Regions from separate parts of the Homo sapiens genome. Here region 1 is linked to region 2. Evidence: chromatin loops called from intact Hi-C (ENCODE). Cell type or tissue: K562. All regions are shown on one strand. Region 1 overlaps TRIP4 (thyroid hormone receptor interactor 4). Region 2 overlaps ZNF609 (zinc finger protein 609).

Region 1 (5,000 bases), 130 kb after region 2:
TTAGCCAGGATGGTCTCAATCTCCTGACCTCATGATCCACCTGCCTCGGCCTTCCAAAGTGCTGGGATTACAGGCGTGAGCCACCACGCCCGGCCCTCTCCAGCCTTATTTTACCATCGTCTGATACAATATAATTTACTTATTTAGAACTTTTACTTGGTCTCGACTCACTAGGATGAAAGCTCCATGAGGACGGGGATTTTTGTTTTGTTTACTCATCAGCATCTAGGACCATGCCTAGTTCACAGCAGGCAATCAATAAATACTTGTTGAATAAAAACGCAATGAATTGGCCGGGCGCAGTGGCTCACACCTGTAATCCCAGCACTTTGGGAGGCCAAAGCGGGCGGACCACGAGGTCAGGAGATTGAGACCATCCTGGCTAAAACTGTGAAACCCCGTCTCTACTAAAAATACAAAAAATTAGCCAGGCGTGGTGGCGGGCACCAGTAGTCCCAGCTACGCCGGAGGCTGAGGCAGGAGAATGGCGTGAACCCGGGAGGCGGAGCTTGCAGTGAGCCGAGATCGCACCACTGCACTCCATCCAGACTGGGTGACAGAGCGAGACTCGGTCTCAAAAATAAAAAAAAAAAAAATGAATTTACCAACTTGTGCATTAACGTTATTTTATTCATGGTGAATACACACATGCTGGGAATTGTACACTCTTAGAACTATAACTCTAAGTAAAAGTAGATATTACTCTTAATGTGTTATCCCTAAGCTTGTGTCTTGGCAAGTAGTCAATATGGCTCTATGTTTAAGAAAAACCACCCTGATGTGTATTAACAGAGTAAGAAAATGTTAAATAGTGGGAAAAACTGGAAAAATGGTGGACAAATTAAATAACAATAGGTTCCTTGGACCCATCATGCCTCACAATAAAGACAAACATAAAAATCAACTTTCCCAGATGAATCTCAAATTAAAGTTCCAGGTGAATATCCCTTTTCCTACTACTAGCACTGAACTTCAAGGGGCTTACAAGAAACAGAGGTGAAAAGCAAAGTGGCCTACAAGGAATAAAGTAAAGCCTATGCATTGGAAGAAGAGATTATTTTTCATTATCAAATGCATTAAAACGAAGTTAGCTTGGCAGAGCCTCAGTACCTCCAAAAAAAAAAAAAGACAACCACAATCCCCATAACCAGGGCCTGGACACTAAAGACCACATTACATACTAACAAGCCACTATATACTTACATTGTATCCTCACAAGTAAGGGATATCTGGTCTGAAAGTCAGAAAACTAAAATGCAGATTACCCAGAGAAAGAATAAGAGAAGGGAGGTGAAGAATGTGAATAAGCTCTGGATGTCACATTTTATTTTATATTTATTATTAATTAATTATTATTTTGAGATTTCACTCTGTGACCCAGGCCGGAGTGCAGTGGTGTGTTCGTAGCTCACTACAGCCTTGACCTGGAGGGCTCAAGCCACTCAGGAGGTACTGGAGACTACAGGTGCACACCACCAGACCTGTCTAATTTTATTTTTTTTAGAGGACTAAATAAATATGTATATATATATAAATTTCTTTTGCCATTTTCATAAGAGAAAAAATTGGTTAGCAGTTTTTGTCAACCACCACTGATTCAGTGGAAAATGGGCATTTTCACCAAATCTTCAAGCCTCCCCTTCATTCTTATTCATTCTTGTACTGAAATGATCAATAACTCCTAAACTATGTCACTCTTCACAACAAATTCCCAGATGATCTGTAAATCTTATATCTGTCTCCAGATATAAGATTTATACGTTAGCCAGGCATGGTGGCTCATGCCTGTAATCCTAGCACTTTGGGAGGCCGAGACAGGTGGATTGCTTGAGGCCAGGAGTTCAAAACCAGCCTGGCCAACATGGTGAAACCCCGTTTCTACTAAAAATACAAAAAATTAGCCGGCATGATGGCGGGCACCTGTAATCCCAGCCACTCGGGAGGCTGAGGCAAGAGGATCACCTGAACCTGGGAGGTGGAGGTTGCAGTGAGCCAAGATTACGCCATTGCACTCCAGCCTGGGCAACAAGAGTGAAACTCCATCTCAAAAAAAAAAAAAAAAAAAAAAAAAAAAGATTTATAAGTTGTTATTTGAAGAACTAATAACTAAAGCAACAATAATAGGGAATTCATTAACAAAGAACATATATTTGCTGTAGGCATTCTTGGTCTGAATTTTGAGGAACTAGATAGAACATGAAATCAGGGTCTGAAATCTCGTTAGCTGAAAACCAACTCCAAGAAGACTGAGGTGATAATATGCAGAAAGAGAGAAGGAAATGAGTCTGATAAAGAGGTGCAAGAACAGATCCAAGGAAGCATATCCCGCAAGCAACTGTGCTCTGTGATAAACAGTTCTCATTTATATTTTCCTTCAAAGCAATTCAAGGTGTCACAGGATAACTACCACCCCAGGCCCCACTCTACTGGAAGATAAACGTTTTCTTACTTCAGGGTGACCTACTGATCATAATACTTTGACCAGATGACGACTGAATATTTGACTAGGGTTGAATAAAGATCATACCACTTGGCCCAAAGTGGGATAGTTGAACTCCCATATACCAGTAACCCAATTCAAGTCACATGCCTAGTATCTAAGACAGGGGCTTCCAGCTCAATGCTACAGAGACAATCCATATATGTACCAGGTGAAAGAAATAAGTGATAAGACACACACAAACTTACAGATCTTATAGCCATTTGTGGAAGACAATCTGGTTGAAGCAGCTACAACCAGGTCTCATTTTATCGACAGTAACATTTCCACTGTGGTTTCCTGTGCCCTGTGGAATCGTATGCTAGAACCTCCACATAAAAGAACTCAAACAAGTATATTTTCTCTAAAATTAACCTCATAACTTTTCTGGCCTGATTCTTCAAGGCCTAACTGGGAATCACCCACTCATGACAATTATTTTTGGTCTTCATTTTAATATAATAGGCTTCCACTCCAACTTAAACTAGTGAACACCAGAAGAAAGTTGCTTTTAATTAAAGACAATTTTGGGAGGCCGAGGCAAGTGCATCACCTGAGGTTGGGAGTTCGAGACCAGCCTGACCAACATGGAGAAACCCTGTCTCTACTAAAAATACAAAATTAGCCAGATGTGATGGTGCATGCCTGTAATCCCAGCTACTTGGGAGGCTGAGGCAGGAGAATCGTTTGAACCTGGGAGGCAGAGGTTGCAGTGAGCTGAGATCGTGCCATTGCACTCCAGCCTAGGCAACAAGAGCGAAACTCAAAATAAATAAATGAATGAATGAATGACAGTACATGGTAAGGTCTTCAACCAACAAAGTCCACTCTGAGACTATTACCTCAGAATGCTGAAGACTTCTCTTGAGTTAAGGGCTGTGCCAATTTTAGATTTTATTTTCCCAATGGCTAGTCTGACTCAACTGAAAACTTCTGAGGCAGTGCTCTGAGAGATCTTTGACTTCACTTAACATATCAAGGTAAGGTCATTGTCAAGCAATCTGGTGTTATTAATGTCAACAATACTCCTTTATCAAATAACATATCTTTTAGAACAAAAAAGAAACCCAAGTTGATCCTAGACTTCTCTCACCCTTCATATCCAGTAAAATTACTAAGTCCTACAAACTTTACCTCCTAAACATTCCAATCATCAGATCCTTTCTCTTCAACTCAACTGACACAGCATTGCTGCAGATCTTCATCATAACTCACCTGGACAACCATAATTTCCTAAATCATCTCTGTTTTCAGGCTTGCCCCATCCAGTACATCCTTCCTACAGCTGCCAGGACAATCGTAAAACATGACTTTGGCTGGGTGTGGTGGCTCAGGCCGGTAATCCCAGCACTTAGGGAACCCCAGGCGGGTGAATCACCTGAGGACAGTAGTTCCAGACCAGCCTGGCCAACATGGCAAAACCCATCTCTACTGAAAATACAAAAAAATTAGCTAAACGTGGTGGCGTGCGCCTGTAATACCAGCTACTCAGGAGGCTGAGGCAGGAGAATCGCTTGAACCTGGGAGGTGGAGGTTGCAGTGAGCCGAGATCGCACCAGTGCACCCTAGCCTGCACGACAGAGTGAGACTCTGTCTCAAAAAAAAAAAACAAAGTAACACGACTTCATATGATTATCTTTAGAACACAGTTCAAATCCTTTCATATGGCATTTTTTTCTTTTTTGTTTTTTGAGATGGAGTCTCACCCTGTCGCCCAGGTTGGAGTGCAATGGTGCAATCTCAGCTCACTGCAACTCTGCCTCCCAGGTTCAAGAGATTCTCCTGCCTCAGCCTCCTGAGTAGCAGCTGGGATTATAGGTATGCGCCTGGCTAATTTTTTTTTTAATCTTTAGTAGACACAGGGTTTCACCATGTTGGCCAGGCTACTCTTGAACTCCCAACCTCGTGATCCACCCACCTCAGCCTCCCAAAGTGCTGGGATTACAGGTGTGAGCCACCACACCCGGCCAAGATTTTTCATATATCTACCATTGTCTCCCTCTCTATTTATTGTCATGACCACTTACTGTGCACCTACTACATGGCAGGCTCTATGTTAGCACACTGATATAAAGGTGAATAAGACATAGACGGTCACCTAGGCCAGGCCTGGAGGCTCATGCCTGTAATCCCAGCACTCTGGGAGGCTGAGGCAGGCAGATCATGAGGTCAGGAGATGGAGACCATCCTGGCCAACATGGTGCAACCCCGTCTCTACTAAAAATACAAAAATTAGCTGGGTGTGGTGGCACACAACCTGCAGCCGAGATCGCGCCACTGCACTCCAGCCAGGCAACAGAGTGAGACTCCTTATTAAAAAAAAAAAAAAAAAAAAAAAAAAAAAGGCATAGATGGTCACCTAAAGAACTACATGTCAATATTAAAAAAAAAAAAAAAAAGCAGTAATAGAAGTATGAACACAGTAGGAACCCAAAGAAGGAAATTAATCCTGTTAGGGAGGAAATGGGCTGGGGTTAGGGAAGACTTCAGAGAGTAACATCTGAGATTTTTTTTTTGTTGA
Region 2 (5,000 bases):
ACTTAGTTAAAAATCACACAAATTGTTCTCAGCAAAGCTAGAATTTAACTCCATAGAAGTCTAACCCTAAGTCCATGGCCTTTCTAGAACACCACAGTTAACATATCTTATTCATCCTTATGAATGGGAACCTAGCTCAGTGTTTTACACATTGTAGATGTTCAGTAAATGTTCAGTGAAAGAAAAGGAAAAAGCCTAAATACCTAGGCATACCACTTTTCATCTCTGTTCTGGTCAGAAAACTGTCAAGCACCTATCCAAACACTGAATACTCTTACTGAAGATTAATAGGACCTACAGTTGTGATTCTTAATCATGGATGCACACCAGAATCACCTGGGAAACTTTAAGAACTACTGACGCATGGAAATCATCAGAATATCAGAAATTCTGATATATGTGGTCTGGGATGTAGGGGGATTGGGATTTTCAAGAGCTCCTCAAGTTATTCTAATGTCCAGCCCAAGTTGAGAACCACTGCTCTAGAGGTTCCCAAATATAAAACCATATGAAAAAGCCATCTCACCAATTGCTGCTGGGCATGAGGTACATGACAAAGTGACAAGGAACAATAAGGTTTTCGGGGGTGTAGGGTTACTGGAGTGAGGAGAAACAAATTTAAAAGTGGCTAAATAACTTGCTACACATGGATAAAAGATGACAGTAGGAAGTACTGTGTAGTATAATAATGGTATTACAGTTATATAAGCAAATGTCCTCATGTTTTTGGAGAGTCATGATAAAGTATTTGGGAGAGAAATGTCATAATGTTTAAAACCTCCAAACTGTTCAGCAAAACAAATACAATCACATATATAGATAAAGCAAATATGACAAAACTTTGACAATTATTGAATCTAGGTGGTGGGTGATCATTTTACTTAACTTTTCTGTATGTTTAAAATTATTCATAATAAAATGTTGGGAGGGAGAAAATATCTCAGCCGGGTACCGTGGCTAATGCCTGTAATCCCAGCACTTTGGGAGGCTGAGGTGGGCAGATCACGATGTCAGGAGATCGAGACCATCCTGGCTAATACGCTGAAATCCCGTCTCTACTAAAAATACAAAAAATTAGTCGGGTGTGGTGGCACGTGTCTGTAGTCCCAGCTACTCAGGAGGCTGAGGCAGGAGAATCGCTTGAACCCGGGAGACAGAGGTCGCAGTGAGCCGAGATCGTGCCACTGCACTTCAGCCTGGGTGACCGAGCGAGATCCTGTCTCAAAATAAATAAATAAATAAAAAATAAATGTTGGGAGGGGGAAAATATCTTGCCACAATATACAGATAATTAATCCATCATATTTGGAAAGCTGTCTTGGTAATTTATTTCTTTTTCTTTAAACTTTATTTCTTCCACAAGAAAACATCTGCAAGTAAATGGTAATTTTTTTAGATGGAATGTTTTTTGTTTTTTTTTTGAGACAGAGTCTTGCTCTGTCGCCAGGCTAGAGTGCAGTGGTGTGATCTCGGCTCAACTGTAACCTCCACCTCCCGGGTTCAAACGATTCTCCTGCCTCAGCCTCCAGAGTAGCTGAGACTACAGGTGCGCACCACCACGTCCAGCTAATTTTTGTATTTTTAGTAGAGATGGGTTTCACCATGTTGGCCAGATGGTCTCGATCTCTTGACCTCATGATCCACACGCCTCGGCCTCCCAAAGTGCTGGGATTACAGAAGTGAGTCATGGCGCCCAGCTGGAATGCAAGGCTTTTTAAAGGAGGTGGCAGTTCACACTATCCCCACTGAAAGAATATAAAATAAAAGCCTGCTTTTAAAGTATTTAAAGTCTGTTTATAAATATTTTCTCTCAACTCTAATTAGCCAGTTCCTTTTTAGCTATTTCCTTATAACTGCCTAATAGGCGAAACTCATATACTCTACAGAGTTTTTGATGCTTCACTCTTTCCAGGAGTCAGATTTCCCAATGCTTATCACAAAGGTTTCTGTCCTGTCAGCAGCTTAAGGTTGCCTGCCATCAAATAGTCCTCACCTCTGAGTGACACTAAGAGGTACCACCCATGACCTGGAAGAGAATGGTGGCCTCCAGTAGAACTGAGTTACATTCTCCTAGGACGTAATATAATCTCTCTCCACTAGCTCTCAAAAGCAGCTCAGAAGCAGTGATCTGTAACAAGGGTCACCCAAGGTAAAACTGGGAAGTAGTTAACACTGTCTCTACCACGCCCTCCACAAGCAGCTGAAGACACTCCAACTCTAAACCTTTCCCTATCTCTTCTATATCTGTTTCCTTTACTACACTTAATTTTAAGCTGTGAATCAATTAAATAAATGAATCCTAACTAGTGTTTAGCTAACTGGCCTTTTAAGAAATGGCTAGAATGTCTAGCTCTTGGCAGTCTCATCAAATCACATCATGGCCACCTATTCTGATACAATTACACTTACACATATTTTGAAGTACCTACCTACACAGAGTGTCTCCTTTAAAGTTCATATAAAATGAAGTCAATTTTTCTTACAGTTTAAATGTCAGTCACTGACTGGTCATGCTTGCTTCTTTCTCCATGGCTTCTCAGGAGGCTCATGCATACATTCATTCATTCATTTTAGAGACAAGGTCTCGATCTGTGGCCCCAGCTGGAGTGTAGTCACATGATCATGGCTCACTACAGTCTTAAACTCGTGGGCTCAAGCAATCCTCCTGCCTCAGTCTCCCAAGACACTGGGATTTCAGGTGTGAGCCACCTTGCCTGGCTAGAAGATGCATCTAAAATAAAATACCTCAATTGGGCCAGGCATGGTGGCTCAAGCCTGTAATCCCAACACTTTGGGAGGTTGAGGCGGGAGAACTGCTTGAGCCCAGGAGTTTGAGACCAGCCTGGCCCACACAGTGAGACCTTGTTTCTACAAAAAATAAACAAAATTAGCCGGGCATGGTGGTGCACACCTTTAGTTCCAGCTACTCAAGAGGTTGATGTGGAAGGGTTGCTTGAGCCCAGGAGGTTGAGGCTCCAGTGAGCCATTACTGTATCACTGCACTCTAGCCTGGGTGACAGAACGAGACTCTATCTCAAAAAATAAAATAAAATAAAATAAAATAAAGTACTTCAATTAAAGAATGCTTTTAAATGAATGTATAGGTCAGTGTAAAGTAAGTACTCACTGTCCTCCTTAGTTTAGTCAAAACTATGGTGAATTTTAAGGAACACAAAAATGAATCTTAGCTCAATATTAAAGATGCTTATTCTAGTAATCTTCCTAACTCCCTTATCTTAAAGAGATGATCAGAATCACCATAACAATCACTTTGAATGCTTTTGCCAAATCTGATTGTCAGTGTTCCATTCTGCTCTCAATATTTCTAAAACTAAAGGCAATAAATTCATTTACAAAAATGCTTACATAACTTGGTAGACATTCTAGCCAGTAGATGTAAACAGTAAAGATGGAGCACTTTTGTAAATTATCAATAGTACTTAGTTTATCCTAGTAAAGGGACAAGCACTTAAAGACAAGCAAAACAAAATTAAGAACTATTAATGGATAAAAGATGTTAGTGGCTGGGTGTGGTGGCTCATGCCTATAATCCCAGCACTTTGGGAGGTCAAGGTGGGTGGATCACCTGAGGTTAGGTGTTCAAGACCAGCCTGGCCAACATGGTGAAACTCCGTCTCTACTAAAAATAGTAATAATAATAATAATAATACAAAAATTAGCCAGGCATGGTGGCACCTGCCTGTAGTCCCAGCTACTCGAGAGGCTGAGGCAGGAGAATTGCTTGAACCCAGGAGGCAGAGGTTGCAGTAAACAGAGATCACGCCACTGCACTCCAGCCTGGGTGACAGACCGAGAATCAAGACTCCGTCTCAAAAAAAAAAAAAGAAAAAAAAAGAAAACCCCGTCTCTACTAAAAATACAAAAAAATTAGCCAGGCGTGGTGGCAGGCACCTGTAGTCCCAGCTACTAGGGAGGCTGAGACAGGAGAATGGCGTGAACCTGGGAGGTGGAGCTTGCAGTGAGCGGAGATCGCACCACTGCACTCCAGCCTGGGCAACAGAGCGAGACTCCGTTTCTAAAAAGAAAAAAAAAAAAAAACAGTTAGTGAGCAATGTGTATAACAATGTATCAGTGACATTACTATCATTCACTGTAATCTAGTGGATGAAGGGAGGTGGTTAAATTTGACATGCTCTTATACGTATCTGGTTTAATAAAACCCAGACCATAGACTGAAGCCACACTGAAATAGGTTATACTTCTCTTCACCTAATTTTCCAGAGGAACATACAGATTCTGGTTTCCCTTGTGAATATGACAAAAAAAAAACCCCACAAAAAACAAAAACAACACAACAAACACATGGATGGATATCTTTATGCCTGAAAACAAAACAAACTGCTTTTTACTTCAAGTGTTGTATAAAGTCAAAACAAACCTTACTCTTTGCTCTCAACTTCTAAATGTTACCCTAACACCCCTGCCACCTTAAATAAGACCCAGCAGTGATCTAACACCCACTATACTTACAGCTCATCTTATGATTATCTTGTACTAATGTGGATTACATAACAAGCAGCTTCTCTGGCCACAACAGCTCTCCCTTCTGAGCCATTCAGGCAATTACAGTAGTCCCCCCTACCCTTAACCTTGGAGGATACATTCCAAGACCCCCGGTGGGTACCTGAAACCACGAATAGTACCTAACCTTACATAAACTGTTTTTTTGATCTGATAACCAACACAGCTACGAAGTGCCTAACTTTGTAGCAGCCAGCGCATACAACATGCATATACTAGATAAAGGCTAACAGTTTACATCCTGGGTGGGACAGGGTGGGATGGTGCAAGATTTCATCATGCTACTCAGAATGAGGCACAATTTAAAATTTAGGCCGGGTGTGGTGGCTCCTGTCTGCAGTCCCAGCTACTCGGGAGGCTAAGGCAGGAGAATCGCTTGAACCCAGGAGGTGGAGGCTGCAGTGAGCAGAGATCGTGTCACTGCGCTCCAGCCTGGGTGACAGAGCGAGACTCCGTCT

What was found. A loop is a pair of places that touch in the nucleus more often than their neighbours do. Peaks named below come from ENCODE experiments on the same cell type or tissue, not always from the same donor. Only the 100,000 strongest peaks of a DNase experiment are listed, where the experiment ranks them.
Region 1: it touches region 2 in a loop (2.6-fold over the local background); 1 of 110 quality-filtered maps calls a loop at or near these places.

What each region holds. Positions count from the first base shown.
Region 1 is chr15:64,436,587-64,441,586 of GRCh38, reverse strand. All of the region lies in intron 11 of TRIP4 (thyroid hormone receptor interactor 4), which reads right to left. Among named protein-coding and RNA genes, the nearest start is that of ZNF609, 21 kb to the left of the region's middle. In K562, no CTCF peak of the experiment used is centred here; a DNase peak (open chromatin) is centred at 2,396.
Region 2 is chr15:64,563,903-64,568,902 of GRCh38, reverse strand. All of the region lies in intron 2 of ZNF609 (zinc finger protein 609), which reads right to left. The region is part of intron 4 of LOC101930091 (a long non-coding RNA gene); the gene reads left to right. Among named protein-coding and RNA genes, the nearest start is that of ZNF609, 110 kb to the right of the region's middle. RefSeq lists an enhancer at 4,672-5,000. In K562, no CTCF peak of the experiment used is centred here; a DNase peak (open chromatin) is centred at 2,040.